Regions from separate parts of the Homo sapiens genome. Here regions 1 and 2 are each linked to region 3. Evidence: read pairs that join two places in POLR2A ChIA-PET (ENCODE). Cell type or tissue: B cell. All regions are shown on one strand. Links, peaks and the distances in the headings refer to the core of each region. The heading gives the core; the rest is flanking DNA. Region 1 overlaps TNFRSF8 (TNF receptor superfamily member 8). Region 2 has its middle 79 kb from the start of UBIAD1. Region 3 overlaps CLCN6 (chloride voltage-gated channel 6).

Evidence for each region. Peaks named below come from ENCODE experiments on the same cell type or tissue, not always from the same donor. Only the 100,000 strongest peaks of a DNase experiment are listed, where the experiment ranks them.
Region 1: POLR2A ChIA-PET joins it to region 3 with 6 read pairs; 1 of 35 experiments calls an interaction of 5 or more read pairs at or near these places.
Region 2: POLR2A ChIA-PET joins it to region 3 with 7 read pairs; 2 of 35 experiments call an interaction of 5 or more read pairs at or near these places.

What each region holds. Positions count from the first base shown.
Region 1 is chr1:12,136,055-12,145,883 of GRCh38, reverse strand. It overlaps TNFRSF8 (TNF receptor superfamily member 8), which reads right to left. Exons shown (of 15, transcript NM_001243.5): 14 at 7,448-7,655; 15 at 1,677-3,597. The coding sequence ends at 3,353. Among named protein-coding and RNA genes, the nearest start is that of MIR7846, 26 kb to the left of the region's middle. RefSeq lists enhancers at 476-535, 596-685. In B cell, for the core only: no CTCF peak of the experiment used is centred there; no DNase peak of the experiment used is centred there.
Region 2 is chr1:11,347,560-11,357,388 of GRCh38, reverse strand. No RefSeq gene overlaps it. Among named protein-coding and RNA genes, the nearest start is that of UBIAD1, 79 kb to the right of the region's middle. In B cell, for the core only: no CTCF peak of the experiment used is centred there; no DNase peak of the experiment used is centred there.
Region 3 is chr1:11,810,263-11,820,091 of GRCh38, reverse strand. CLCN6 (chloride voltage-gated channel 6) reads right to left here. Exons shown (of 23, transcript NM_001286.5): 3 at 4,181-4,246; 4 at 3,412-3,477; 5 at 538-604. Among named protein-coding and RNA genes, the nearest start is that of CLCN6, 9.0 kb to the right of the region's middle. In B cell, for the core only: no CTCF peak of the experiment used is centred there; DNase peaks (open chromatin) are centred at 4,911 and 5,422; H3K4me3 peaks cover 1,647 bases; H3K27ac peaks cover 3,862 bases.

The sequences.
Region 1 (9,829 bases), core at 2,629-6,628, 330 kb before region 3:
TTCTCTTGGGCCGTGGCTGTGAATCTGATGTCCCCACATATTCTGGCCCAAGCAACCCCCACCCCACACTTGCCCCCCCACTGCAGAGGATCGAGGAAGTGGGGGGAAGAGAGAAGGCACCCGAGGAACTGTGGCTGGAGAGCCGCCTCTCATCCCCACACAGGTTTTCATTTCTACTTAGCCCAACCAATCAGTGCCCAGTGACCATGGGACAAAGATGACCAAGACCCAGCCTTGGGTCTTTTACACCTCACTGTTGGAGGGTGAGGTCGTGATGGAGCGAGAGACGCTCTAGGGAGGTCCCCTCGTTCCGTTTTAGGGACTGACCCGAGCCGTGGAGATTCTGTGAACTGTAGAATGGTTTTTACCACCTACAAAAGTGCCTTGGGAAACAATGGCTTTTCTTTGAAGGCAACAGCTTCCATCTGATACTTACCACTTGCTGTCCCTCTCTGATCGCAAATGTTTAGGAAGAGGTGTGTGGGGGTGTCGTCACAGCCTGAGAATTGCTACCTTGAGTAGCAGGGAGCTCTGTCCATCTGCCAACCTGGACGTGAGCACAGCCAGAGAATAGAAGGGGTCCGCTCATCGCTGGGCAGGATGGGGAAATCCACCCTGGCTCCTGGACTGAGTGCATGGCTGGTTCAATGGCTGGGCTGATGTGTGGGTGTGGGCTGGAGTCTTGGGGATGGGGTGGACAGGGTCTGTCTGTGGCTGTGGGTGTTCTCCACCTCGCACAGGAGACAGTCAGAGGAGGCCTCAGGCTGGCTGCCTGGGGTGGAGGCTGGCCCTAAAGTGCCACAAAGCTGTGCCCAGGGAGGCAGGCTGGGCTCCTCCCAGCTCAGACACTGAAGCCCAACACTCCCAGATACCTGTGGTCCTCACCCTGCCTCCCAGGGATCCCAGATACCTGTGGTCCTCCCCCTGCCTCCCAGGGCTTGGGCACTCACGCTGTTCCTTGGAGAATCCCTTCTCCAAAGCTATGGGGCTGCCCGGCCCAGCCCAGAGGGAGGAAGGCCATGGGGAGGCCCAGAAACCTTTCTTCGAATACCTAAAGGGAGCCTTGTGACAACAGTGGCATTTTTTTTTTTTTTTTTTTGAGACGGAGTCTCATTCTTGTCACCCAGGCTGGAGTGCAGTGGCACGATCTCGGCTCACTGCTGCAACCTCCACCTCCCAGGTTCAAGCGATTCTCCTGCCTCAGCCTCCTGAGTAGCTGGGATTACAGGTGCCCGCCACCACACCCGACTAATTTTTATATTTTTAGCAGAGACGGGGTTTTACCATGTTGGCCAGGCTAGTCTTGAACTCCTGACCTCAGGTGATCCACTCGCCTCGGCCTCCCAGTGTGCTGGGATTACAGGGGTGAGGCACCGCAACTGGCCGACAGTGGCTTTGAGTGTCCTCAAAGGGCAGCCTTTGGACCAGGGAGCGGCAATTACATGGAGAAAGAATTTGCCTCGAGTGATAAGGAAAATCTTCCAGCAACAAGAAGGACTGCCCCAGCAGGAAGTGGGCTCCCGGCCCCAGAAGTATCCAATCTACCAGAGACTGGCCACCTTAGTGCCTGGGGGTTCAGTGGGAATTCCTGCCCTGCTGGGAGACTCCCAAAGCCACTTCTGCTCAGGGGTTCTATTAATAACATACTCTCAATTTCGATGATCATGTCCTCAGCCTTACAGTTCTTTAAGGATTTTATGGATTTTTAGAGATTCAAAAGTTGTGTGAAGGGCCACTAGGTAAGGAAGTGCATTATTTTGTTGAAACATGTCAATCCCTCCCATCATGGGCGCCAGACTGCCCTGCCTGGCAGGCGTGTGCCTTCCAGCGTGCCTTACAGCTGCGGCTGTGGGTGATGCAGAGACACCCACTCCATCCTTGCACAAACACTGGGCAAACAGTGTCTGCCCACTTAAGCTTCTTCTGGCCAATGTCCAGGTTCTGGTGTAACCACCTCTCGCAAGGCCACGGCTTCTCCAACTTTCCCCAAAACATCTGAGCGGTTTCAGAAACTATCACTTCCTCCAGAGAGCACGTGGCTGCCCGATGAGTAAACAGCAGCCTTCCCGGGCCTGCCTCCAGGCGGTAAGTCCACGAGTCTCCAGGCTGCCCGCAACTCCAAGACTCATCCTTATCCATCACTCATTTGCATACACGTCTGAAGGCCCTAGGGAGTCAGCTGGCCAGCCGACCGGAAGTCAGGGCCACTACTCCTTAGCGTGAAATGTGAAAAACCCAAAATCCTGATGAAACCTCCAAACGGTCTTGTTTCCTATGGTCCAGAGTAAAGCAGATGCCTGGGTGAGGCCGTGGTGCCTCTCGACATCCACACCCCAAAGCGTGCAGAGCCGGAACCAGGTGGTGGGGTCGGTGCTAGTGGATTTGCAAGCAGGGCAGACCTAAGGAAGATGCTTCTTCATTTCCCAGGACAGAGTGGGTGGGGCCCACAGAGAGCGGTCAAGGACTCCAGGCAGGGCCCGAAGTTCCCCATGTTCACATGGGGAGGAAGTCCCTGGGCAAAGTAAAGCAGGTTCTCTGGGTTGGTGAGGGGCGGTCTGCAGCTGCTGAGGGCTGCAGACATCTGGGACCCGAGGCGCCTGCTGTGGCGGGGATTGGTGGGGACATTCTGAGATGAGTGACTTGATCCTGGGCCCTAGGCCCTGGGCCCACCGAGGGGGCTACAGGACAGGGAAGGTGGGCAGCACCAGGAGGGTCCCACAGTCCAGGCAGGGGCCCTCACACCAGTGCAGAGTACAGTGTGGCCGCTGCAGCAGAGACAGTGCCAGCTGACGACGCCCCATCCCTCGACTTCCCTTTTGACTCTGGAGAAACAACCACAGGCACTGGCTCCATGCCCACTGGGGGCCACATTTACAGTAACTGGGGGCATGCCGGAAGGGCCCAATGGGTGTCACCTCTGAGGTCCAGGGAGAGAGGAGAGTAGGGTTACAGGGGCCCCGGGAGCTGGCCTCACGACCTCTCCCTCGCTGGGCTGTGGGCCTGGTGGTTAAGGTCTGATGCCCAGGGCTCTGGGACCAATGCTGTTCTCGGCAGTGCCCATCCTGCCATCTGTTTGCTGCCTCAACCAACATCACTGCTGGGATCCAGTCCCCTTGGACTGTCTCTTCTGTACAAGCCCCGGATCCCCTAGGCTCTGGGTCAGGGGACAGCTAAGTTGGGGATGCAAGCAGAGACCACCAGACCCCTGCAGTGACCGGCCGGTCCACCACTAGATGCTGGAGCCTCAGTTCAGGCCAGATGGGCCTCTGCCCCCAACCTCGGTGCCAACAGTGCCATCCTGGCCTCCCAGAGGCCACCCTGCTGCCCTCCTAGCCCCAGCCCAGCCCAGGCCTCACTTTCCAGAGGCAGCTGTGGGCAAGGGGTCTTCTTTCCCTTCCTCTTCCACTGAGAGCATGACATCGCTGCAGCTGCCCAGAGGCGGTTCTGTCTCCTGCTCGGGGTAGTGGGGGGTATGGTCCGCCTCCAGCTCCTCCTCCAACTCGGGCTCTGCTGGCCCCGCCAGGCCCCGGCCCTCCGGCAGCTCAGCCTTCACGGTCCCCACGATCACGGTGTCAGCCTTCATGATGTAGATTTTCTCTGCAAGGCAAAAGGATGGGTGAGCGAGGGAGGCCAGAGCACCAGCCAGGATGGGAGCAAAGAGGCAGAGAAGGGCCGAGGCCCAGTGCTGGTACACCTGCCGGGTGGCTTCAGGCTGATGGCACAGCCTCTCTGATGTACCTTACAGGCATCCTGGGGGCTCAGAGGAAATAGAACAGCTAGGAGCTGGGCCTTGAGGAGTTAAGAACCAGCCCACTTGTACTTAGGATTTTCTCAGCACATCTCTGCGGATGGGTAGGGAAGAAGAGGACAGGGTGGGACAGAAAGCAAACTGTGGACAAAAACAGGCAAAGCCGTGGGTAACCAGAGCACGAGCAGAAACAGCAGAGCTGAGCAGTTTCCACACCCCCACTCCTGGGTCCCCAGCCCTCCTGCAAGGCGGACCCCATCAAGATTCCCATTTACAGGTAAGAATCTGAAGCCTGGAGAGGTTAAATGACCTGCCCAAGGTCGCCACGTAGTTAGGAGAAATCCCCCAAAAAAAAACCACCCACTCCGCCTGGTGGCCCTTTCTGCTCCTATCTGTGTGCCTGCAGCCAAAACCCGGGGTGACCAACTTGTCCAGCTTGCCCGGGAACATTCCTGGTTCTACTACTGCAAGTCCCGTGTCCTGGGAGTCCCCTCGGTCCGGGCAAACTCAGCCAGCCTGTCACATCCTGCAGAAAACCCGGCCCCCTCAATAGGTCTCGGCAGCCCATGATTGAGACAGCCTGGCTCAGGCCGTGAATTTCGGGGCTTACTGCTCACAGCCGGTCTCCTGCCTGCAGCGTGCATGGCTGTGCTGTGAGCACATGGTGGGAGCTTGGACGGAGGGCCGGTCCTCGCCACAGTCTGATGTGGGGGCTTCTGGTGTGGCCTTCTGATAGAGGGGACATGGGGGCTCAGGTTCAGTGGCCCGAGGAGCTGGGGAGTGGGGAAGCCTGGCCTCCGCCCAGCTGATGGTGTCTGGCTCAGGGTGGGCTGGCTCCCAGCTGTTCTGCGCTGGACTCTGGAGGCCAGAATGGGGAAGCTCAAGAGGGAACTTGAGAGCTGGGGTGGGGTGGGGGTGCAGGGACCCCTGCCTTTCTGGGTAATGCAGTTATACCCCTCGGATTCAGGAACCCCAAAAAGGTTCTCGAGTCCCCCACACCCTCAACCCTATTGCATGACGCTGGTTCTTCTATTCTGGTTTTGAACACCCCCAGGAAAGAGAGAAGTGCGCCAAACGGCAGCAAGAGGAGAAGGCCCAGAGTGCGGGACAGGCTATGGGCTGGGCGCCCCCACAGACCCCAAAACAGAGCAGGGCCTCAGCACTCCCCACACCTCCATCAGGCTTGTGGGCTCCCAGCCCTAGGAGCCCTATAGAGGGCTGGGCAAAAGATGGGGGCCGGGGGTGGTGAGAGAGGAGACCCCAGGAGGGGAGAGAAGGCCCAGAGGGGGATGGGCAGAGAAGATGAGAGGCGGGTGGGGTCAGGTGGGAGGGAAGTGAGGGTGGGGGTGCTGGATTAGGGAGAAGGAGCCACAGCTGGGGACAGGCTGGTCCCCTCACATTCCTCAGGGAAATGGGCAGGAGTCCCCAGGAAATCTGGAATTAACTGGATTCAAAGCGGTGGAATTGGCTGCTCTGGGTGAGGAAGCAGCTCCCACTGAGCTCGGAAGTGAAAGAGGGGTCTGGAAACTTCAGAGCCGGCCATGAGGGGTCTGCCCCGCTCTGGCTCTGCCCCCATCACAGGCTGCCTACTCCCCAGGCTGTGGGGGTGGCTTCCAAGGGCTGCATGGATTTCCTGCCCCCTCCCCAGAGCTCCAGAGTCCAGGGAATTCATCTTGGCTATGTGGGGAGGGCAGGTGAGGAAGTTGGGGGGAAAGGGGTTCTTCCCTTGCCTGGTTCCCAGGGGAAGAGGGACGATGTACAGACCCCAGTGTGACCCCTCTTGGGAACTGGATGGGAAGGGGGAACGCTACCCTGGGCTGGCATTAGGAGGACAAGGGGGTTGCCTGTGTCTTGGGTGCCCAAGAGAACCTCCAAGGCCTTCCCTTTCCACCATGGCGGAGGTGGCCCCCGATCCACTCACCAGCAAGGCCTGCAGGCCATGCCAGGGGAGGGCAGCCCACACCTGAGCCAGCTGCCTGGGAGCCTGGTACTTCCTTCTCCTCCCCATCAAACACCCTCTGAACCCCACCCCTGGGATTCCAGGCACTGTACTCAGTGTGGACTCAGAAGTTCCAGTTAGGACTTCTTAGGAATTCTGAAGAAGCCTTTGATGGTATTTCCCAAAATACATACTTTTCAAATAAAACTTACTAAAAGCTACCATTTCAAAAGCTTCAGTTTGTTACAAAAGACTGCCCAGGCTGGGCATGGTGGCTCATGCCTATAATCCCAGTACTTTGGGAGGCCAAGGCAGGCAGATCACCTTGAGGCCAGGAGTTCCAGACCAGCCTGGCCAACAGAGTGAAACCCCATCTCTACTAAAAATACAAAAAATTAGCCAGGCATGATGACACTCGCCCATAATCCCAGCTACTCAGGAGGCTGAAAAAATAAAAAGAGAAGATGACTGCCCTGAAGAGTTCTGGCCACCACTGTCTGCCATAGAAATGCACAGGACAATTACAAATGACTCTTCAGTATTATCCCAGTGCCAGTTACCCTTCCAGAAGCGACAGAGGTGGGGTCCACCAAGGCCCTGCCCACAGGGAGCACAAAGCCAGGTGGAGGTGGAGGAAGGCTATAAACACGCAGTCACACCACTGGGTGCTAGGACACCGGGTAGGGGAGGCCTGGGTTCTTAGGGAGCATAGCATGGTGGAGAGGGCACAGAAGGCTTCCTGGAGGAAGGGGCAAATAAGCAGGGTCCCCAGGATATCCAGAATTAACTGGATTCAAGGCAGTGGAGTTGGCTATTTCAGGCGAGGGGGTAGCTCCCATTGAGAAGCTCAGAAGTGACAGAGGGGTCTGTAAATTTGGGAGACTGCCATGAGGGGGAGGGACAGACTGTGGGGTCAGAAGGTAGGTGAGTCTGGTCGGGGAGCTACAACTTGCTGTCAGCCTTGAGTGCTGGAATAAGAATGCTGGAATTCATCCCATAGGGAATGGGAAGCTGCTGGAGGCTTCTCGGCAGGAGTGCAATAGGGTCAGGTATACATTTTGGGGAAAATGCCGTACCAAGGTGATGAGAAGCAAGAGAGGAGGCAGGGAGGCCCACAGGAGGCCAAAGCCAATGTCTGTCCAGGCTGGCAGCAGCTGCCGTTGGGAAGCTCTGAACATCTGGGCCCCATCTGTCCTCCTGCTTCTGCAGAGGGTGGGTGGTAACGTGGACAAACCACGGGCTTCAAGGCCCAGCAGATGCGGGACGAGTTCCAGCTGTGCCACTTAGTAGCCATGCAATGGGGAAAATCACTTCACCCTCTGAGCCACGGTCTCCCCAACTGTAAAATGGGGAGAAAGACACCATCCAAAGAAGGTGGTGAGACCATCAGAGATGAAGAGATGGCACCTACACAGTGCCCGGAATGCGCCAGACAAGTGGCAGGTCCTGTGACCACTGGCACGTCTTCCTCCTGTCCCCTCGGGTGCTCGGTGTTGGGGGCTGGGGTGGTGTTCGTTTTTTATGAGTAACAGCAGGCATCTCATGCACACTGGCTCATGAATCCGCACAATGGCCTACGAGGTAAGTACCCTCGCTGTCCCTACTTACAGAAACTTCAATTGGGGTGAAGAATCTATGCCTCTCCTTTCCTGGGCCTTTCAACTCCAGGGTCTCCAGGTCCCTTCCAGGGCCCAGGGCCCCGTATTCATCTCCCATCTGCCCCTGGGCTGCAGGGGACCTCCCAAAACAGGCTGACTCACCAATCTTGTTATTGGTGTGCTCCGTGGACACCCGGGGCTCAGGAAGGTCCCTGGGGGACGAGGGGCCCCCGGCCGGGCTGGCATCCTGCAGCGGCAGGCTCTCCAGGTAGGCTGCCCCCACGCTGTGGCAGGTCTCCATCAGTGGCTGGCTCATTAACCCTCGCTCTTCCGCGACGGGTTCTGTCACCGACGCACCACTCCTCAGCTGCTGTGGGACGGGAATGGGTGCTGCTGCAGGGTACCCCCAACCTCCCCACCAGTCTCTGAACTGGGAGGCCCCTTTTTTTTTTCATCTCTACAGACCCCAGTGAGTCCCCCTTTCTGCTTTAAAAGCTGCCATGAGCTGCCCCGGGCTTCTCAGCTTTCTGGGTGAAGTCTGTTGCTTTTAATTTGTACTAAATAGTAGGGGTAACAGTCAGCGACTCACAGGGTGCTCGCCACGTCCGTTGGCCCTGTCCTAAAGTCCTTGACATATGTTAATCCTCACAACCACTGTATGAGGTGGGTAACAGCCCACTCCCCATTTTACAGATGAGGAAACTGAGGCACAGAGGAGTCGAGTAATTGGCCCAGGGTTATACCATCAATAAGTATCTGAGCTAGGATTTGAACCCTGGCATCTGGTCCATAACCCACACTCATAAGCACCCAAGTCTGTAAGTACCAGCTCCAGGTCCCCCACCTCCTGGAGCAGCCCCTCCAGCTCCCCAGCCCCGACATCCTGGAAAGTAGTCTTTTATGATCACACTCAAGCATTCTAAAAACAGACTACTGTTAGTTCAAGTGACAAGCCCGGTGACCTCTATACTATATAATCTAAATTCATGTATATTATTAATAAATATTTTCTAAATGCTAAAAAAAAAACAAAAAAAAAACAAAAAAAAACAAAAAAACAGCTATGTCATGAGGAAAGTGTCAGTTTAGTTTTTGATTTTTACAGGTAAGGGCAAAGAAGTGGCCTCATGAAATGTCCTGATGCCTTCAAAATGGAGTGAGTGTGAGTAATTCAGAGGAGGCAGGGATGCCCGTGCTGACGCAATGATTCTCAAGGCACAGAGGGCGTATCTTTTAGATTGGTGCAAAAGTAATCACGTCTTTGCCATTATTATTATTATTATTTTTTACTTTTTAAATGGTTTTATTTTATGTACAAATAATGAACATATGTTATACCCATAAATTCTACTTTCCCAAAACAGGAGCTTTTTAAAACAAAACCACATAATAACTTTTAAAAGGCGCTGAGATTCCTCAGCTTCCAGATCACTGCTGAGCTAGAAAAATAAAGTTTGTTCTACCAGGAACCACAGCTTAGAACTGAGTATTCTTCACTCGCTAAGAGTCATCACCACTCCCTAATCTCAAGTACCCAGGGACACAAACACTGCGGAAGGCGGCAGGGCCCTCTGCCTAGGAAAACCAGAGACCTTTGTTCACATGTTTATCTGCTGACCTTCCCTCCACTATTGTCCTATGACCCTGCCAAATCCCCCTCTCTGAGAAACACCCAAGAATGATCAATAAATACTAAAAAAATTAAAAAAAAAAAAAAAAAAAAAAAAAGAACTGAGTATTTTTCAAAGTGGAAATTCTAGAGTGTGGTGTCACTCCAGACAAAGATTATTCTGTTCTCAACCCCAACATCCACAACTACCTATCAGAAGGGTTAAACCAGGTTTGCCATTACTTTTAATGGCAAATGGCACCAACCTTAATACATACTCTTGAATACTCTTTCATAATAATATGAAGGCTAAAAGACTGCCTTTTTTTTTTTTTTTTTTCAGATGGAGTCTCACTCTGTTACCCGGGCTGGGAGAGCAGTGGTGCAATCTCGGCTCCCTGCAACCTCTGTCCCCCAGGCTCAAGCGATTCTCCTGCCTCAGCCTCCTGAGTAGCTGGGACTACAGGCGTGTGCCACTACACCTGGATACTTTTTGTAGTTTTAGTAGAGACGGGGTTTCACTATGTTGGCAAGGCTGGTCTCGAACTCCTGACCTCAGGTGATCCGCCTGCCTCAGCCTCCCAAAATGCTGGGATTTTAAGTGTGAGCCATCATATCCGGCCAAAAGACTGCATTTTAAAACAAGTTACTATTAATGCATTGGCCTATGCAGCAAAAACATATTTGATTACCTTACAAATTGTTGAATACCTCTTTCATGAAATTTCTCAGTATTGTAACAGCCACTTGTCACATCCAAGCATATTCGAATGTGATCCCCCATAATTTGAAACTGAACTAGCATTATGGTTGTGTATATTATATTGAAAAATGAAAGGATAGAAACCCTTCTTAATGTATGAATGCTTGAATTAAAAGAAAGTAATGGAAGAACTGACAGATGGGGAAAAAAAAAAAAAGGAATGGACCATAGC
Region 2 (9,829 bases), core at 2,676-6,675, 460 kb after region 3:
AGCAGGCCTAGTCTGTTCTATCGAGCAAACTTCTTGAAAGAGGAAGAATTCAAACTGACGTTGAAATGAGGCGGGGGGCCTGGCGCGGTGGCTCATGCTTGTAATCCCAGCACTTAGGGAGGCTGAGGTGGGTGGTTCACTTGAGGTCAGGAGTTTGAGACCAGCCTGGCTAACATGGTGAAACCCCATCTCTACTAAAAATACAAAAATTAGCTGAGTGTGGTGGTACGTGCCTGTAATCCCAGCTACTCGGGAGGCTGAGGCAGGAGAATCACTTGAACCTGAGAGATGGAGGTTGCAGTGAGCTGAGATTGCACCACTGCACTCTAGCACTCCATCCTGGGCAACAGAGTAAGACTCTGTCTCAAAAAAAGAAAGAAAGAAAGAAAGAAATGAGGGTGGCGACAGTGAGGAAGTCTGGTTGGGAGCAGAGCAAAGAAAATGAAGTATTTTATTAGAAGCGAGAGAAGGAGGTGGTGAGGAAAGGAAGAGAGAACCCAGCGGTGTCTAGCCAGCTGAAGGAAAGACATGAGAAGCCACTGGGCGCAGTGGCTCATGCCTGTAATCCCAGCACTTTGGGAGACCGAGGCGGGGAGTCGGGGGGATCACTTGAGGTCAGGAGTTCAAGACCAGCCTGGACAACATGGTGAAGCCCCATCTCTACTAAAAATACAAAAATTAGCTGGGTGTGGTGGTGCATGCCTGTAATCCCAGCTACTCGGGAGGCTGAGGCAGGAGAATCACTTGAACCTGGGAGGCGGAGGTTGCGGTGAGCCGAGATCACGCCACTGCACTCCAGCCTGGTGAGCAACAAAGCGAGACTCCATCTCCAAAAAAAAAAAAGAAAAGAAAAAAAAAGAAAGAAAGAAAGAAATGAATGAGAAGGCTACAGAGGGGGGTTGGCAGGGAACACCGGCAGGGGTTTCCTGGCTGCTGGCGGCACACATCAGAAATCAAAGGCAAGGGTACCAGGGACCACAAGGGCAGGAGTGAGGGGGAGGGGCCTCAGAGGCCACCACAGTTGACTGAGGGGCCAGCCCCAACCCAGAGAATGGCTTCCCTCTCCAGAAAGAAACAGCCAAGACCTGGGAACAAATGGCCTTGCTAATTGGCCATTTTGTTTTTTATGTATTTTCATTAGCAAGATAAAACAACAACTAGTCATGTAACCGTCTCCTCGTTTGGGAAGTAAATGCTCGTTAACCACCTGAGTGTTCTCCGTTGCTGAATGAGCCACAGCTCCTCTGCAGGGGAACAGCCAGGCAGGGAGGGAGAAGGTCCCCGCTCCAGAACTCGTTGCCCAGGCCCGCTCCACTGAGCCCAGGACTTCCAGCAGGGGGTGGCTGAGAGGAGTTGCACTCAACACCCCAAACATCCCAAGAAGTGTCACTTCTTAAAGAGCCAGGATGCTCTTCCTCCGCCAGAGAGAGGGTCTTGGTCATTTGTCTCCTCGCCAGCAGACACCCTCGTTCCCAGGTCTCCTCCCGACCATCATCCTGTGACAGCTGCTCTGGAAAGGGGGCAGCGGGAGGGAAGCTGGGTCTCCATGGTGACCCCATCCTCTCACCCTCCCATCGCAAAGAGGGGGAGGGGCCGAGGAGGTTTGGTTGGCGGGGAAGTGGGGCAAGGGAGCCCGGTTACCCAGGCAACTCCCTTGAGGCCCTAGCCGAGGGCTCCACTCCCACAGATGGGGGCTGGGGTTGTCATGGAGACTCCCTGGCAGCACTGCCAAGGAGTAGGCCAGGTTCCCCTCCCAGCCCGGGGGGCACGGGGCCCAGAAGGAATCAGGTGGATGAAAGAGGGGGCAGAGTGGCAGGAAGAAAGTTCTAGAAGATAGTGTGCTCTCCCCTTTGATCTCCCACACCTCCACATCATCCCACTCTTGCTCTCGACCTGCCTCGAGAAATCTGCCGGCGCCTGGCTCTCACCCTGTGGCATGCAGTCCTGTCTCTCCACCTCTTGGCCCTTCTTTCCTAGTGATGCTGATCATTTTGGGCAGACAGCCTATCCCAGGGTCACCATGACGACCAAACAAGCCTTTGGTCTCCATGGTGATGAGCCCTCCACATTATTTTTATTTATTAATTGGGAATTTCAAAGGATTTTCCACTCCATTTCCCAGACCTGGCATCTGGGAGACTGGGGTAGGACCATCATTCTCCCCTTAGCCCAGAGAAGGGGACTAAGGTTGAGAATGTTGGATGACAGCTAAAATGTGCCTGAAAGACAGCCAATAAATACCTCCTTGAAGCTACAGAGAAAGAGGCCTTTCTCAGCTTTTCCCCAGCCTGCCAGATGCCTGGGGAGGCTCTTCGGAGCCACTTAGCAGTCACCGTCCTCAGGGAGGTTCTAAGTACAGCTTCAGGGGATGGATGGATGGATTCAGGCATATCCTGCTTCACTCTGAAGAATAACTGATGGAACTTACAGAAATAGGCAGAGCCCAACAGAATAAAAACAGATGGATGAGGAACTTGGAGCAAAGGAAAAATAAGATAATGTCAGGCTAAAGGGACAATACAAACTTACACACTATAAGGTACTAACAGTAAATGAGAGGTGCCACAAATTAACTCTGAGCTTCCTGATGGCCATAGCAAAGAAGGAAACAAGATTTATAGAGACCAAAAGAGCAAACAAACAGAAAAGATGTTTCAGGAGACATGAGGGATAAATAATGTGAGGTTACATTCCCAGGACACCTGAAGTCCTCCCCACTGTTATCTGACCCCATACCTTCCATTTGTTTTGCTTATTGACTCTGCCTTGTTAGTTTTCTGTTTCCCCAATAAAGCCTATTCCTTACCCCATGCCATATGACACTGTGTAATTTATTGCAAACCTAGTACATGATGGAAGCCCAATGGGACCCACCTGCCAAACTAAACAGAGACCTGGAAGGAACCCATCTTTCATGGCAACTTATCACTATCTAAAATCATATCCACTGTGTCAAGCTGGGCGTGGTGGCTCAAGCCTGTAATCCCAGCACTTTGGGAGGCCGAGGCAGGCGGATCACCTGAGGTAAGGAGTTTGAGACCAGCCTGGCCAACATGGTGAAGCCCTATCTCTACTAAAAATACAAAAATTAGCTGTGCGTGGTGGCAGACGTCTGTAATCCCAGCTACTCAGGAGGCTGAGGCAGCAGATTCACTTGAACCCGGGAGGTGGAGACTGCCTCATTTGCACTCCAGCCTAGGTGACACAGCAAGACTCCATCTCAAAAGTAAAATAAAATAAAATAAATAAATGAAATCATATCCACTGGGATATTTTTGGTTGCAAATAACAGCAGACCAGACTCAAAATGGCTTTGCCAAATAGGGGATTTCTCATTTCACAGAACAAGGCATTCTGAGGTGTGGGGCTCCAGGCTGGCAATCTGAGCCTCCCGGGCATCGTGTGGAGCACAGGTGCCTTCACCACACCATCCTTGGTGTGTCAGCTTCCTCAGTGCACTGGCCAAGGTTCCTGCCATTGCATGTGGCTGTGTGTCCAGTGGGGGAAGTGGATTCATCCTCTGCCTATTGTTTTAAGAAAACCATTCCCAAGCCAGTGTGGTGGCTCACACCTGTAATCCCAGCATTTTGGGAGTCTGAGGTGAGCAGATCGCTTGAGGTAGGGAGTTCAAGACCAGCCCAGCCAACATGGTGAAACCCTGTCTCTACTAAAAATACAAAACATTAGCCGGGCATGGTAGCACGTGCCTGTAACTCCAGCTACTCAGGAGCCTGAGGCATGAAAATTGCTTGAACCCGGGAGGCAGAGGTTGCAGTGAGCTGAGATCGTGTTACCGCTCTCTGGGCGACAGAACCAGACTCTGCCTTAAGGAAAAAAGAAAAGAAAAAGAAAACGATTCCCAGAAGCCGCCCCACAGATATCCCATCCTGTGTCCTTGGCCACATCTGAGTCACCTGTTCCCAGCTAATGCAATTCAGGGCAAATCGAGTGGGACCAGTCAGACCAACAGTACTCGTGCTGAGTCCTGTGGAGAGGAGAAAGAGCTGAGAACAAAACAGAGGCTCTGCCCACTGAGGAAGGAAGGGGTGGGTTTCAGATAAGTGTTGTAAGTGAGGCTCCCCAGAAGCAAACCCTGCTATGAGGATCTGTGTGCTGATGATTCAAGAAGGTGCTCCCAGAGGAGACTGATACGGGGGCAGGACAGAGAAGGGAGGAAGCTAACCAGGGGGGCAATTTCGAGCAAAGCCTCAGCCTTAGCCTGGCCCTATGGGAGGCCCTGAAGTAGAAATGACATCTTAAGGGATGTCCCAATTCAAGGCGAGGGAGCAGGACTTCCATTCTCCAACACTCATCAGTCCTGAGCTAAGGGCTGCCTCTGGGGAAACATGAACTCTCAGCACACTTCCTGTTCTCTGTATGCATTGGGCACACCAGCTCTCATAGCCCGGGGCAGTCCTCTAAAGAGAGTCACAGGTGCAGGCTGGCTCTCAGAAACAAATCACACAAGGCCGAGCGCGGTGGCTGACGCCTGTAATCCCAGAACTTTGGGAGGCCGAGGCAGGTGGGTCACCTGAGATCAGGAGTTTGGGACCAGCCTGGCCAACATGGTGAAACCCCGTCTCTACCAAAAATACAAAAATTAGCTGGGTGTGGTGGTGCACGCCTATAATCCCGGCTACTCAGGAGGCTGAGGCAGGAGAATCACTTGAACCCGGAAGGCAGAGGTTGCAGTGGGCCCAGATCGCGCCATTGCACTCCAGCCTGAGCAACAGAGCGAGACTCCATCTCAAAAAAGAAAAAAGCACACAGAAACTGAGGGACAAACTCACAGAAATGAGCAAAGGGATCCCGGGGCATTTGGTCAACCAACAGTGTCAACCACAAAAATGACCTGTTCTCCCACTGCCATGCAAGCACCGTGAGAATAGAAGCTGGTCTGTCCTGTTCATCTGCTGTGTCCTCAACCCCAGCGCAATGCCTGCGAGTGCCAGCACTCAATCAATATGTGTTGGATGAATGAATGAATGCCATGGGGGCTGCGGCTCAGGGGGAGCTGGGGGTGGGACTTGGGACCTCACCCACAGATGAGGCCTCTAGGTGAGCTCCACACTCACCATGCTCAGGCCACCCTCCAGCCCAAAGCCCCTCCTACCAGAAGGGGGCACTGCCCCCAGTCCACACTTGAGTTCTCCAGGGAAATTGCTATTTTCATAAAGCTGGAGCTGCCCCTTGGGGAGCCCCCAGCCAGCCAGGCCTACCAGGCTGAACCCTGATTCAGAAGCATAGTTGGCGGGGGCCAACCTCAGGAACTGAATGTCCCTGCGAGAAGCAACTTAGCGTTGTTATTCTAAAAACAAGTGTAAATGAATTCATAGCAAACCATGCCAATGACTCACCTTCCAAAGGCTTCGACAGACATTTCACGCATTTCTCACAACCACCCAATGAGTGGGTGCTACGGTCTCACCTTCATCACCCCCACGTGAAGGAGGAAGAAACTGAGGCTCGAAGACATGAGTTCACTTGCCCATGACCAAAAAGTTCCAAGATCAGGTCCCTTGAGGCCAGATCCCACATCGCCCTTCCTCCTGGGAGTTCCAGGAAGGCCTCTTTCCTGGAGCGGAGCCCCCTGGATCATCCTTTTCTGTGCATCTGTCTTTTCCATCTGCCCCTTGCACTAGACCATCAAGAAAAAAGACTAGGTCCCTTTCATTGTTACTTTCCAAGGCCTGACACATCCCCTGTGAAATAAGCATCGGGGCGTTCACAGATGTTCCTTTTTCTCCTCCTCCAGGGCATAAGGTCAGGTGGCACTTTCCTGCCCATTTGAAGTTAGGTGTGGCCATGAGACTTGCTTTCGCTCATGAAATGGAAACAGAAGCAACATGTGTCCTTTCTGAGTGTATGTTTTAAGAGGATATGCTTGTGGCAGCAACCATCAAGATAGTGGCTGCTCCACCAGCCGCTTCCCAGAGTGAGAACGACATAGACCTGTGTGATGAGTTGCCTGAGAAATATACCTTGTGCTCTTACACCTCTGAAATTAGGGGGACGCTTGTTACTGCAGCGTAAGGTGCCATATCCTGACTGATATGCACATATTAGTAGATAACAAATGTTTATAGAGGCCAGGCATGGTGGCCCACGCCTGTAATCCCAGCACTTTGGGAGGCCAAGGCGGGCAGACCACATGAGGCCTGGAGTTCAAGACGAGACTGGCCAATATGATGAAATCTCATCTTTACTAAAAATACACAAAATTAGTGGAGCATGGTGGTGCCTGTAATCCCAGCTACTGGGGAGCCTGTAATCCCAACTACTTGGGAGGCTGAGGCACAAGAATCACTTGAACCCAGGAGGCGGAGGTTGCAATGAGCTGAGATCGCCCCACTGCACTCCAAACTGGGTGACAGCGTGAGATTCTGTCTTAGGGGAAAGAAATGTTTATAGAAAGAAAGAAAGAAAGGAGAGGGAGGGAGGAAGGGAGGGGTTACCTGATGTGAACAAGGATCTGTGGTTTCCTCTGAGTATGCCAGTGGGAGGGATAGATACTCCAGGACCCCAGCAGTATTTTCCAGAAGCACGTTAGGTAAGTGAGTTCCTGCAGCTCAGACTCCTACCCCTACCCTCTTGCCCATGCTATCGGATTCTGAGGTCCAGAAGTTACCGAGGGGAACTTGGATCTCCCAGGCCCAGGATTACCTCCCCACCTACCAACAGGGCAGCCCGAAGCCAGGGAGTCGAGAGGCTATTTCCCCCTCCAATTGAAGACTTTTTTCAGCCAAATGAATAATTCATTGTAAATGACTTTGAGATGAGTCGAGTCTCCATGTTGCCACCCGATTATATGTGCCATAAAAAGCAATGACAGTAATTTATCTCCTCTCTCGCGCGGGGTGGGCCGAGGCGATGGGAAGGAAGTGCTCGGTGCCTGGCATGGGGTTATGAATCATTCCTCTTAGCAGTTAAGCGGCAAGCTGCTGACGCTTTTACTGATTTGCAATTAAATAATTCCAGCCTTGGTCTGGAAGCAGAGAGGGGGTCCGGCTTTCCTTCCGGAGGGAGAGCCGAGGGGAGTGAGAGAAGCAGGATGAGGGGCTATCAGTGAGGCAGGAGGAGGGCTGGGATGCAGGGAGGAAGTGGTGTGCGGTTTGGCCTCATTAGTTCGCCCTGAAGTTGTCCTTTCTCCCAGGGACCGATCCTGTGCCCTGAGCTGCAAGTGACAATGTCACATCTGGGCAATGTCAGCTGCATGGGCTGCTGAGGGAGACTTGCAGCAGGGACCAGCTGCCCTGAAGATGCTCCCAGCCCTTCCAACTCACGGGCAGGAACTGAGGCAGGAGCTCCTTCCCTGCCTTCAGATGAACCCAGGTGTCTGCACTGGAGGAATCCCAGGACCACAGCCACAGTTGCTTTCCTCTATCATAAATATCTACAGAAGTAAAATCAGCTCCCAGTTTGCAGATGGACAAACTGAGGCCCATCATGAGGCAAGAAATCAAGGGTACAAAGAGAAAGAGTTCAACACAAATCCTCCAAAACCCCAGACCAGAACTTTCTCCCCAAACACATACTGCCTTTTTTTTCTGTTTTTTTTTTTTTTTCCTTCTTTTTATTTTGGAGACAGTCTTGTTCTGCTGCCCAAGCTGGAGTGCAGTGGCACAATCTCAGCTCGCTGCAACCTCCACCTACCGGGTTCAAGCAATTCTCCTGCCTCAGCCTCCCAAGTAGCTGGGATTACAGGCGTGAGCCACCTTGCCTAGCTAATTTTGTATTTTTAGTAGAGATGGGGTTTCACCATATTGCCCAGGCTGGTCTCAAACTCCTGGCCTCAGGTGATCCACCCGCCTCAGCCTCTCAAATTGCTGGGATTACAGACGTGAGCCACCGCATCCAGCCACATATTGCCTTTTCTATTATAGACAAAGATGGAAGTAACCTCAGAGAACTCAAGCTGTCCATACAAGGCACTATCTTTGACTACATATATATCTTTGTTTTACACTTTAGGGGTGCGGTGAGGATAAAGTCTAAACTTTATTTACTCCCCAAGCTCTGCATTCATGCCTTACCCTGGTCAGTGACGGCACAAACTTTTATACATTTCCAGGGCTTACCCTCGACCCACTCTTGTTTGAGTCAGATCCTCCAGTCTGAGTGTTTTAAAAGCACCCCAGCAGCAGCTTTATTTGTAACAGTCAAAACTGAAAATGACCCAGTTATCCTTCAATGAGTTAAACTGTGTTGCACCCATACCGTAGAATACTACCCAACAATACAAAGGAACAAACTATTGATACACATTCCAATTAGGATGAATTTTAAGGGAACGATGCTGAGTGAGTGAAAAAAAAAAGCCAATCTTGAAAGGTTACATGCTGTATGACTCCGTTTATAGAACATTCTCAAAATGACAAAATTATAGAGAGAACAGATGAATGGTTGCCAAGGGTCAGGGATGGGGTTGGGGTAGAGAGGGGGAGGGGGAGTAGGTGGATATGGTTATAAAAGGGCAACATAAGAGGCCCTCATGCCAGTGGGTCTTCTCTGTATCTTGATACACAAACCTACACATGTAATCAAAATGCATAAACACACAAATTAGCATGATAGGAAACTGCTGATATCTGAATAAGATCAGTGGATTTTAGATACATAGATACATAGAGATAGATAGATAGCTAGACAGATACATACATACATACATACATACATACATACATAGAGAGTCTCACTCTGGCGTCCAAGCTGGAATGCAGTGATATGATCTCAGCTCACTGCAGAATTGACCTCCCAGGCTCAAGTGATCCTCCCACTTTAGCCTCCCTAGTAGCTGGGACTACAGCCACCACATCTGGCTAATTTTTATTATTTTTGTAGAGACGGGGCTTCACCATGTTGCCCAGTCTGGTCCAGAACTCCTGGCCTACAAGCAATCTGTCCGCCTTGGCCTCCCAAAGTGCTGGGACTACAGGCATGAGCCACTGCGCCCAGCATAGTGCATTATATTAACGTCTGCTTACTGGCATAATATTATACTACAGTTTTGCACACTGTTAACATTGGGAAAAGCTGGGTAAAGGGTACATGGGATCTGTCTGTATTATTTTCTACAATTGTATGTGTATCTATAATTATCTCAAAATAAAGTTTAATTCAAAACCATTTTTCAAAAAGCTCCCCTAGTGATTCAACCAGGGATAAGAACATTCGTCACACTTAGTTTTTGTATTTTACCCAACTTGTACTTCATACAAATAATTCAATGTCCCAATCAATGTATAGTCCACACACTTCCCCCTTTCAGCAGTCACAGAGAAAATGTGCACTGCTTGAGGATATAGATGTCCTTGCCCTGGTCCAGTGCTGGCCAGACAATAGGCAAGGCCTTAATTGGAAAACAGTGGGCCGGGAGCAGTGGCTCACACCTGTAATCCCTGCAATTTAGGAGGCCGAGGCAGGTGGATCACTTGAGGTCAAGAGTTTGAGACCAACCTGGCCAACATGGTGAAAACCCATCTCTACTAAAAATACAAAAATTAGCTGGGCATGGTGACACACATCTGTAGTCCCAGCTACTCGGGAAGCTGAAGCACAAGAATTGCTTGAACCTGGGACGTAGAGGTTGCAGGGAGCCAACATTGCGCCACTGCACTCCAGCCTGGGTGACAGAGTGAGAGTTGTCTGAGAAAGAAAGAAAGAGAGAAAGAGAGGAAGGAAGGAAGGGAGGGAGGGAGGGAGGGGGGGAGGGAGGGAGAGGCAGGGAGGGAAGGAAGGAAAGAAGGAAGGAAGGAAGGAGAAAGAGAGAGAAAGGGAGGGAGGGAAGGAAGGAAGGAAGGATAGAAGGAAGGAAGGAAAGAAGGAAGGA
Region 3 (9,829 bases), core at 2,882-6,881:
GTATGTGAGGACCAGCTTCTGCTTCTCTATCATTTTCCACTGTCTAGGTATTCCTGCACCAATATGACCAATTTCAATGACTGTATCTTAAATTTTATGACTTTTTTTTCCCTAACTCCCCAAACTTGTTAATTTTATAAGACTTGATATCTGACAGGGTCAAGTCCACCTTCTTGTCATTTAGAACTATACTGACTGCTTTTGGCCCTTTACTCTTCTACACAAATTTACAAAGAATTTCTGAGTTCCACAACAAATTCTATTGGAATTTTGATTGGAACTACATTAAATTTACAGATTAGGGAGTACAGGCATCTTTGCGGCATCTGTAATCTTATCAACCACAAACATAGGTATATGTCTTTGCTTATTAAAGTCCTTCTTTTGTGTCCTTCAGTGATCATTAGAAATATTAAAGCTGAATAGCTAATAAGCGGCCCTTCTAATACTATGCTTACTGTTAGACCCATTTCTATGTAAGAAAGAATCTTGGTGACCACTGAAGTCCACGAACACCAGGAACCGTGAAAAGGATACATGTCTGTACCACTCCGAACTTGAGTTGGGTGAAGAGTCGCACAAAAAAGTCCACAAAGAGACCCACCTGTGAAGAGCAAGAGATCTGTCACACAGCCTTATTTCCAAGTGTAGCACAAGTATAGTACAGGTGTGCTCCTCTTGAAGGCATCTCCTCCCCCACTGCACATACGGAGGCTGCTCACCAGCCAGCAGTACGTGAATGCACAGCAGAAAAGCGCAGAAGGAGGAGATCCCTTCTCCAGCCCAGTCCCACTGCCCCTCCAAAGAACAAAGGCAGAGAGTACAGCTAAGTTGAGTGAAGCAACGGAAAACAAAGAGGGAAGCAGGTGCAGAAAAAGATGTGAGACCAAGAAAGACTACTGACACAGGGGTGTCTACTCTTTTGGCTTCCCTGGACCACACTGGAAGAAGAATTGTCTTTGGCCACACATAAAATACACTAATGACAGCTGATGAGCTAAGAAAAGAAAAACTCAGAAAAATCTCATAAATGTTTTTAAAAGGTATATGAATCTGTGTTGGGCCATGGGTTGGACAAGCTTGCTTTAAAACACAACATTCATTTAGGTGTATGTGCTTTTTGCATGTTCCTTATTAGCAGGTTCTATTTTGTAAGTCATTATTTTGACTTGAAATCATCTTTTTTTGAGATGGGGTCTTGCTATATTGCCTAGGCTGGCCTTGAACTCCAGGGTTTAAGAGATCCTCCTGCCTCAGCCTCCCAGGTAGCTGGGATTACAGGCACACCCCACTGTGCCAGGCTTGACTTATAACCATCTTATAGTCCATAGTTACTCTGGGTAGAGAAAACAACCAAATTCCAGTATTCCACTCTCCAAAGTGCTCAGGGCTTAAAGGAGAACTAGAAAGACTTCTAATTTTATGGATTCAGGATCAAAGCTTCTTGCCTTTAACTCTGGCCTTCCCTCAAGCCAATGCCTGGAGGCTTTTTGATACTGAAGCCATAAAGTGGCCACACATCAATGGACAAGAGTTGGGAGTGCTATGTCATAAAGGCAGGTGTGCCTTCCTAAAATACAAAGGTAGGAGGTAAAGTTGCTTCAGCTTGAGTAACACTTATCTGAAATGCTTGGGACCAGAAGTGTTTTGGATTTCAGATTTTTTTTTCGAATATCTACATTATACTGATTAAACATCCCAAATCCAAAAATTTGAAATCCAAAATCTGAATGCGCCAATGAGTATTTCCTGAGAATCGTGTCAGCATTCAAAAAGTTTTGGATTTTGGAGCATTTTGGATTTTCTGATAAGGAACACTCAACCTGTAGTACTGACAAGTGGCAGCTCCAAAGAGTTTGATATAAAAGTAGCACAAACACTAACAACTAGAGGCCTAAGGACTATGCTTATTATAGAGAAATCTGCAACCAGAAACATATATAGCAAAATAAATACCCTGAGATTTCTTTTTTTTAATTTTTTTTTTATTTTTAAGGAGACAGGGTCTCCCTACGTTGCCCAGGCTGGTCTCAAACTCCTGGGCTCAAGCAGTCCTCCTGTCTCGGCCTCTCAAAATGCTGGGATTACAGGTGTGAGCCACCGTCCCTGGCCCAACACCCTGAGATTTAAATAAAACAATAAATCAACCCAAGTTTCCCCAAAATGGTATCCATCAGAATATCACTGAAGAGGGCTTCTGAATGCCATCAGTCTTACCTAGTAAGATGTTCCTTTACTTGTGGATTTACTATAGTAAAAATTTGATGCATGCCATGAAAATAAAAATTGTGGTTGGCCCCTGTGGCTATATTATACCGAACACATGTGTACATTTTCTAGGCATATCATGTCAAATTAAGTAGGAGGCTTGTGGCCAGTTCAAGATAAAGGTGGTCAACAGGCTGTTACTGAGGACAGATACCCTATCCCAACACTGTACTGACCGGAATCAGATTTGACATGGATCTTTTTGACTGATGCTGATTTTTCCAGCTTCTCTTCCTCATATTTAACAATGTGAAGTCGGCAGTTTTGGTTCCAGACTTTTTGCTATCCTCATCTTTGGCCATGTTTCCAATCTTGCCTTGTCTTTGATTCACCTGTGAAGTTGCTGCCTCCACCAACTCTGTTCATACGGGCATATCCCTTCACTCACAGCTGCTGGCTCTATCTTCTAGATAACATTAACGACGTACGGGGAGGAGCCCAGGATAGCACCATAAACTCCCTGCATGAGATCAATAGCTATGGTGTGCCACCCTGTTCACTGGCACGCTGTGCTAAATGAAGGGCACGATGTTCACAGTTCCGTACCCACGACTTCGCTTTTTCCCTAAAGAGCGATCTCATGCCTGCCTAGAGTCCTAACCACTCGGGAGGCTGAGGTAGGAGGATCACCCAAGCCCAGAAGGTCGAGGCTGCAGTGAACTGTGATTACGCCACTGTGCTCCAGCCAGGGTGACAAAGCGAGACCCTGTCTCTATTTAAATTAAAAGAAAAAAAAAAGTAACTTTAACTTCCATTATTTACTCTACCCAATGCATTATCTACCCATTAGGGAGACATCTAGTTTACTAGGTAGATTAGAGATTATGATCCATAATCATATCATAAAAGATAAAGTCCTGCCCAAACCTTTGAGCGCTTCAAGAGCACCATTGTCATGTGTCTCGCTTTCATTTCACAAAGCAAAAGCAGGGGAAGTGTGAAAAACTGTGCCAGGATTATTCATTTAAAAAAAAAAAAGGGAAAAAAGAAAAGGCACTCTTGATTATAATGACAAGTGTTATTGCATTATAATGTTATAAATGTTATAATGACAAATGACAATGTTATTCACCAGGCCAGGGCTTTCCCTGTAAGCCCCTCCAGCCCTATGGCCCACCATCCCTCCAGGCCCTGCCTCCTCACCAGGCCAGTGCAGACTCCAATGGCAAACACCACCATCCACTTCACCGCCTCATATCTTCGACCTTTCTGTTCACACAGGAAAAGAATGATTCAGTTTACAGGGTTATGGTGGCAGAGGGGAAGAAATACATCTTGGCCAACCAGTTTTAAGCTAAATTCCACGTGGAGAGCAGGCACAGTAAAGATGATGTTGGGATTTCAGGTGCTTTACAGTGCAAAAATGATGGACTCTTAAGAGGCTGGGCAAGGTGCACTGACAGGGGGAACTCTGGTTGGCAGGATAAAGGCCTAGGGAATAAATGCCAACATAGGCCTACCTTGCAGATAGCATGGGTTTGGTTCTAGACCACCACAATAAAGCAAATATCACAATAAAGTGAGTCACACGAGTGTTTTGGTTACCCAGTGCATATAAAAGTGATGTTTACACTATACTGAGGTCTATAAAGTGTGTAATAGCATTATGCCTACAAAAATGTACCTACCTTAATTAAAAAATACTTTATGGCTAAAAAATGCAAACAAAATGCATGCTATTGGAAAAATGGCACCTTGCTCAACACAGGGTTGCCACCAACCTCCAGTTTGTAAAACCTGCAGTACCTGCGAGGTGAAATAAAGCAAAGCGCATAAAGTGAGGTCTGCCTGTATCGCATGAAAAGGTTCAAAAAACAAGGTGTAAAGATGTTTACTGGGGCCTTTAGAAGAGAAAAAAAATGCCATGTTAAGACTGATTTGATCCCCAGAGATGAAGAATTGTAAGACCCACCTTATTATCCATGGTCTCCAAAACTTCCAGGTAAGGGTCATTGATACAGCGATCATAATCCAAACTCTGAAAAGAGGCAAAGTTGAGTCAAAAGGTCATGTCAGGTGAGAAGACCTGCAAAGGGACAAACCTCTGGGTTCCTGCTACTCAACGTGTGGATGGGCAGAGCAGTGGTACCTGCAGCACCCAGGAGGAGCTGGTTCAAAATGCAGAATCTGGCTGGGTGCGGTGGCTCATGCCTATAATCCCAGCACTTTGGGAGGTCAAGGCAGGTGGATCACCTGAGGTCAGGAGTTCAAGACCAGTCTAGCCAACATGGTGAAACCCTGTCTCTACTAAAAATACAAAATTAGCCAGGCATGGTGGCGCGCACCTGTAGTCCCAGCTACTTTGGAGGCTGAGGCAGGAGAATCACTGGAACCTGGGAGGTGGAGGTTGTGGTGAGCCGAGATCGCACCACTGCACTCCAGCCTGGGTGACACAGCGAGACTCCGTTTCAAAAACAAACACAAAAACAAAATGCAGAATCTTAGACTCCTGCAGCCCTGCAGCCCCAGATGACTCAGATGCACATTAAAATTTGAGTGGTGTTGCTTTAGGTTCATACTTCATGCTTTAGGAGAAGTTTTAAATTACCTATTTTTAAACTTCCTGTTTTGGCAAAATATTTAAAGACCTTCAGCTATCATCAGCCTTATGAAACTTACTCCATTAGATATGAACAAAAGTTTCAGTTAGCCAGAACCAAATTAATTTAGAATGTCAATTAGTTATAATTATCTTTTGTAGTTAGTGTCTATGGAAATGAGGTTAGTCACAAGACAAACTAACATGGAAAGTATTTTTAAAAGCAACTTCCACTTTTTTTTTTTTTTTTTTGAGACGGAGTCTCGCTCTGTCGCCCAGGCTGGAGTGCAGTGGCGCAATCTCAGCTCACTGCAAGCTCCGCCTCCCGGGTTCACACCATTCTCCTGCCTCAGCCTCCTGAGTAGCTGGGACTACAGGCGCCTGCCAACACGCCCGGCTAATTTTTTTGTATTTTTAGTAGAGACGGGATTTCACCGTGTTAGCCAGGATGGTCTCGATCTCCTGACCTCGTGATCCGCCCTCCTCAGCCTCCCAAAGTGCTGGGATTACAGGCATGAGCCACTGCGCCTGGCCAACTTCCACTTTATGTTAGGAAGAGGCACAGATTCAGCTTGGCTCTCGGCTCCTAAAACTTCTACATCTGAAGCAGCATCCTTTACAACATGCATCACAAAACACAGAAATCCTGCAAGCAACTTGCAGGTATGCCACAGACATTTAGAGAAACAATTCAAAGGAAATCATTTTAGTTGTCTTGTTAGAGAAGCAGCAGTCTGGGCTGGGTGCAGTGGCTCACACCTGTAATCCCAGCACTTTGGGAGGCTGAGGCAGGAGGATCACTTGAGGCCAGAAGTTCGAGACCAGCCTAGGCAAGATGGTGAAACCCCATCTCTACTAAAAATACAAGTTAGCTGGGAGTGGTGGAGCACGCCTGTAATCCCAGCTACTCGGGAGGCTAGGGCAGGAGAGCTGCTTGAACCTAGGAGGCGGAGGTTGCAGTGAGCCAGCCAAGATCATGCCACTGCACTCCAGCCTGGGCAACAAAGTGAGACACTCTCAAAAAAAAAAAAAAAAAAGACGCAGCAGTTTGGCAACAAAGAAAAATAATGGTCGGCCATCAGCTCTCCTTCCCACAACCTGTTCCTACCCACATCAGCTGGACATTGGCTGGGTGGCAGCCACACTCCCAGACAATAGTTTCAAGTCAGCCAAACACATGTGATGAGTGACAATTTATTCTATCTATATGACTACCTAGAGTTAGTCCAAATTCTTTTTTTATGAGTCCTGGAGTACCAACAAGTGACTGAGTAAATCAATTATACATCCAAATATAGTAAACTATACACCAATAAAATGATTATAGTTAAGTCTATATAGAAAGATATGGAAAATCTCCAAAAATTATTCAGCAAAAGAGCAAGATGCAATTAAAAAATAAAAATAAAGCAGGATGGAGAATTAAAAGTATAATATCCCTTTTTGATTAAACAAAATTAGGATTATTTGTACGTCAGCATTCATAATGGGAAAACATCCGTGAGGTAGTGCTTAAGGAGATATTTGTTTCTGGGTGTTGTCTGAAATTCTCATAGCACAAATGGTGTGCTTTTTTATATTTTAAAAAATGATCGGCTGGGCGTGATGGCTCACGTCTGTAATTCCAGCAGTTTGGGAGGCCGAGATAGGTGGATCACTTGAGGCCAAGAGTTTGAGACCAGCCCGGCCAACATGGCGAAACCCCGTCTCTACCAAAAATACACAAATTAGGTGGGTGTGGTGGCACACACTTGTAATCCCAGCTACTAGGGTGGCTGAGGCAGGAGAATCGCTTGAACCCAGGAGGCAGAGGCTGCAGTGAGCCGAGATTGTGCTACTGCACTCCAGCCTAGGCGACAGAGTGAGACTCGGTCTCAAAAAAAAAAAAAAAATCTTTTTTACTGATCAGAAAAGAAACACAGTGATGAAAAAAGTACTTTTAGAAACTAGACTCATCCATAAGTGATTAAACATATATGCACCTACATATGTATTGTAGCGGCCAAGAGGAAAAGCTTCCCCTTTCACTCTCTAAAGGTCTGCTGAAAGTGAACCGACAAAAGGCAGATTAATGGGAGCAAAGGCATCCACTTATTTAACATGCATTGCACAGGGGAACTGCAGAATGATTACCCAATAATGCCAGCGAGGTACAGACGCTTCTATACTCTTCTTCACAGGGGAAGGGGAGATAGGGATGTGGGAGGAAATAATTCTTAGTGGGGAATGAATGGATCTGGGAAGCAGATATCATCTTGTGAATGATTCTCTTTGGAAATTGTATGGGACAGTGAACAAACAACGGTTGGGACAGTTTGTCCAGGCTCTAGGTATGTTGTTTGGTCTTCAGTCTCCTCTGTAAGATGAGTTTTAATGTTCCCTGGTTAATGACATTTCAGGAAAGGGATCAAAGACAACTGTGTTCCTCTCTGGTAGGTCCAGTTTCTAGGTAGATAAGGGAACGGCAGAGAAGAGCCTCATCCTGTGCTTTGGGAGAGACAAAGTGTGAGGGTGGAGAGTTCAGCATATCAAAGCACCATATTTCCAGGTATCATTTTCTGAGCCCCAACAATACACACACACACACACACACACACACACACACACACACACACACACAAACATACTTTGTCTTTTTTTTTTTTTGAGCCGTGGTATCTTTTGTTTGCTAATGAGATGAGTGGCGGCTGGGGGCCCTTAGATGGCTTCAGAAAAGGGGCTGGTCACCAGAAAGACCAAGGCAGGATTAGCGGGGTGGGACACCCATCCCTCCAGGGAGGAGACCGAAGCTGAAGGTTAAGCTGATCACCAAGGGCTGGTGATGTAATCAATCATGACTGCATAAAAAAGCTTCCATAAAACTCCAAAATGACAAGGTTCAGAGAGCTTCCAGACAGCTGAACCGTTTGGAGGTTCCTGGAGGGTAGCGTGCCTGGAGAGGGCATGAAAGCTCCGTGCCCCCTCCCACGTTCCTTGAATCTCTCCATCTGGCTGTTCTTCTGTATCCTTTATGATATCCTTTATTAATAAACTAGCAAATGTAAGTAGCATTTCTGTGTTTTCTGACCCGCTCTAGCAAGTTAACCAAACTCAAGGAGGGAGTCCTGTGAACCTTCAATTCACTGCCAGCTGCTGAGAAATGCAGGTGACAACCTACTACTTTTTTTTTTTGAGATGGGGTCTTTCTCTGTCACCCAGCATGGAGTGCAGTGGCATAATCTCGGTTCACTGCAACCTCCAACTCCTGGGCTTAAGCCATCCTCCCACCTCAGCCTCCTGAGTAGTGGGGAAACAACCTCCACATATCGGTGTTAGCAGTGTTCCGCGAGTGGTGCCTGAGAGCAGAGGAGAAACAATACCCTTGCCTTCATCCAAAATATGTATGGAAATTACTGGTCAAGTACTTCATTGATGGTTCCATCTAATAATGATATGGTTCCGTAAACATTTAGAAGGTTTTTAGATATCTAGAATAGGCAAATAGACAGAAAGGAGATCACTGGTTGCCTGGAGTCAGGGGCAAGGAGAACAGGCAGTGGCTGCTAATGAGTGCAGGGTTTCCTCTCAGGTGATGAAAATATTCTAAAATTGACTGTAGGAATTAGCTGGGCGCAGTGGCTCACGTCTGTAATCCCAGCACTTTGGGAGGCCAAGGCGGGCGGATCACCCGAGGCCAGGAGTTCAAGACCAGCCTGACCAACATGGAGAAGCCTCGTCTCTACTAAAAATACAAAATTAGCCGGGTGTGGTGGCAGACGCCTGTAATCCCAGCTACTTGGGAGGCTGAGGCAGGAGAATCACTTGAACCCGGGAGGCAGAGGTTGCAGTGAGCTGAGATCACAACATTGCACTCTTGCCTGGGCAACAAGAGCGAAACTCCGTCTCAAAAAAAAAAAAAAATTGACTGTAGGAATGGTTGTACAACTCTGTGAATATACTAATTTTTAAAACCCCATTGAATTGTACACTCTACATGGGTGAACTGAATAGTATGCCAATTATAGTGCAATAAAACTGCTAAGAAGGGCATTTAGAAACAACCGCAACGCTAGAACACCAGAATCCCTTTTTTTTTTGTCAGGGTCTCGCTCTGTCACCCAGGCTGGAGTGCAGTGGCGTGATCACAGCTCTCTGCAACCTCCGTCTCCTGGGCTCAAGCAATTCACCTGCTTCGATCTCCTGAGTAGGGGGGACCACAGGTTAGCCACCACACCTCGTTAATTTTTTCGTATTTGTTGTTGAGATGGAGTCTCGCCATGTTGCCCAGGCTGGTATGAAGTCCTGGGCTCAAGTGATCCACCTGCCTCAGCCTCCTAAAGTGTGGGGGTAACAGGTGTGGGCCACTGCACCCGGCCCCCTGCTAATTTTGAACAAATTTTTTTGTAGGAACAAAGTCTCACTTTATTGCCCAGGATGGTCTTGAACTCCTGGCTTTAAGCGATCCTCCTGCCTTGGCCTCCCAAAGTGCTGAGCATATAGGCGTGAGCCACTGTGCCACGCTTCTTTTTTTTTTAAATAAATTAGTTGAGTTTGGCCCTTTGTAAATATGTACCAATGGAATATATGAGCTATTATTAAAACCAGATACTGTTACTTCTCCTTTGCTATGACTAACTTTTTATTTCTGCAGTATATGTTGCTCTTTGGTTTAGGGGACTAACAACTTTTTAAAAAAATAAAATGTTATCTGTGTCTTGCAGGGCTGTTACAGGGGGTTACGAGCAAAATGGCACCTGGCCGGGAGGGAGGTGGGGGCTGAACCAGCCCCAATTCAACCAGGAAGGGGCATCTTAGTGTTCACACCAAAACCACCTTCAACTGGTTGTGAGCTAGGGGTGCTGCTATGGCCAGTGGGGGAGGCCTTTAATTCTAAGTCTTACGTTCTGAGTGTGCCTCTTTCTAATTCAAAGGTACAATATAAATAGACTGTGTGACCTGCATGAAAACATTCCTGTTTGCAATGGCACATCTCACAGAAAGTTACCATTTTTCAAACCACCTATAATGAGAATGGATGTCAAA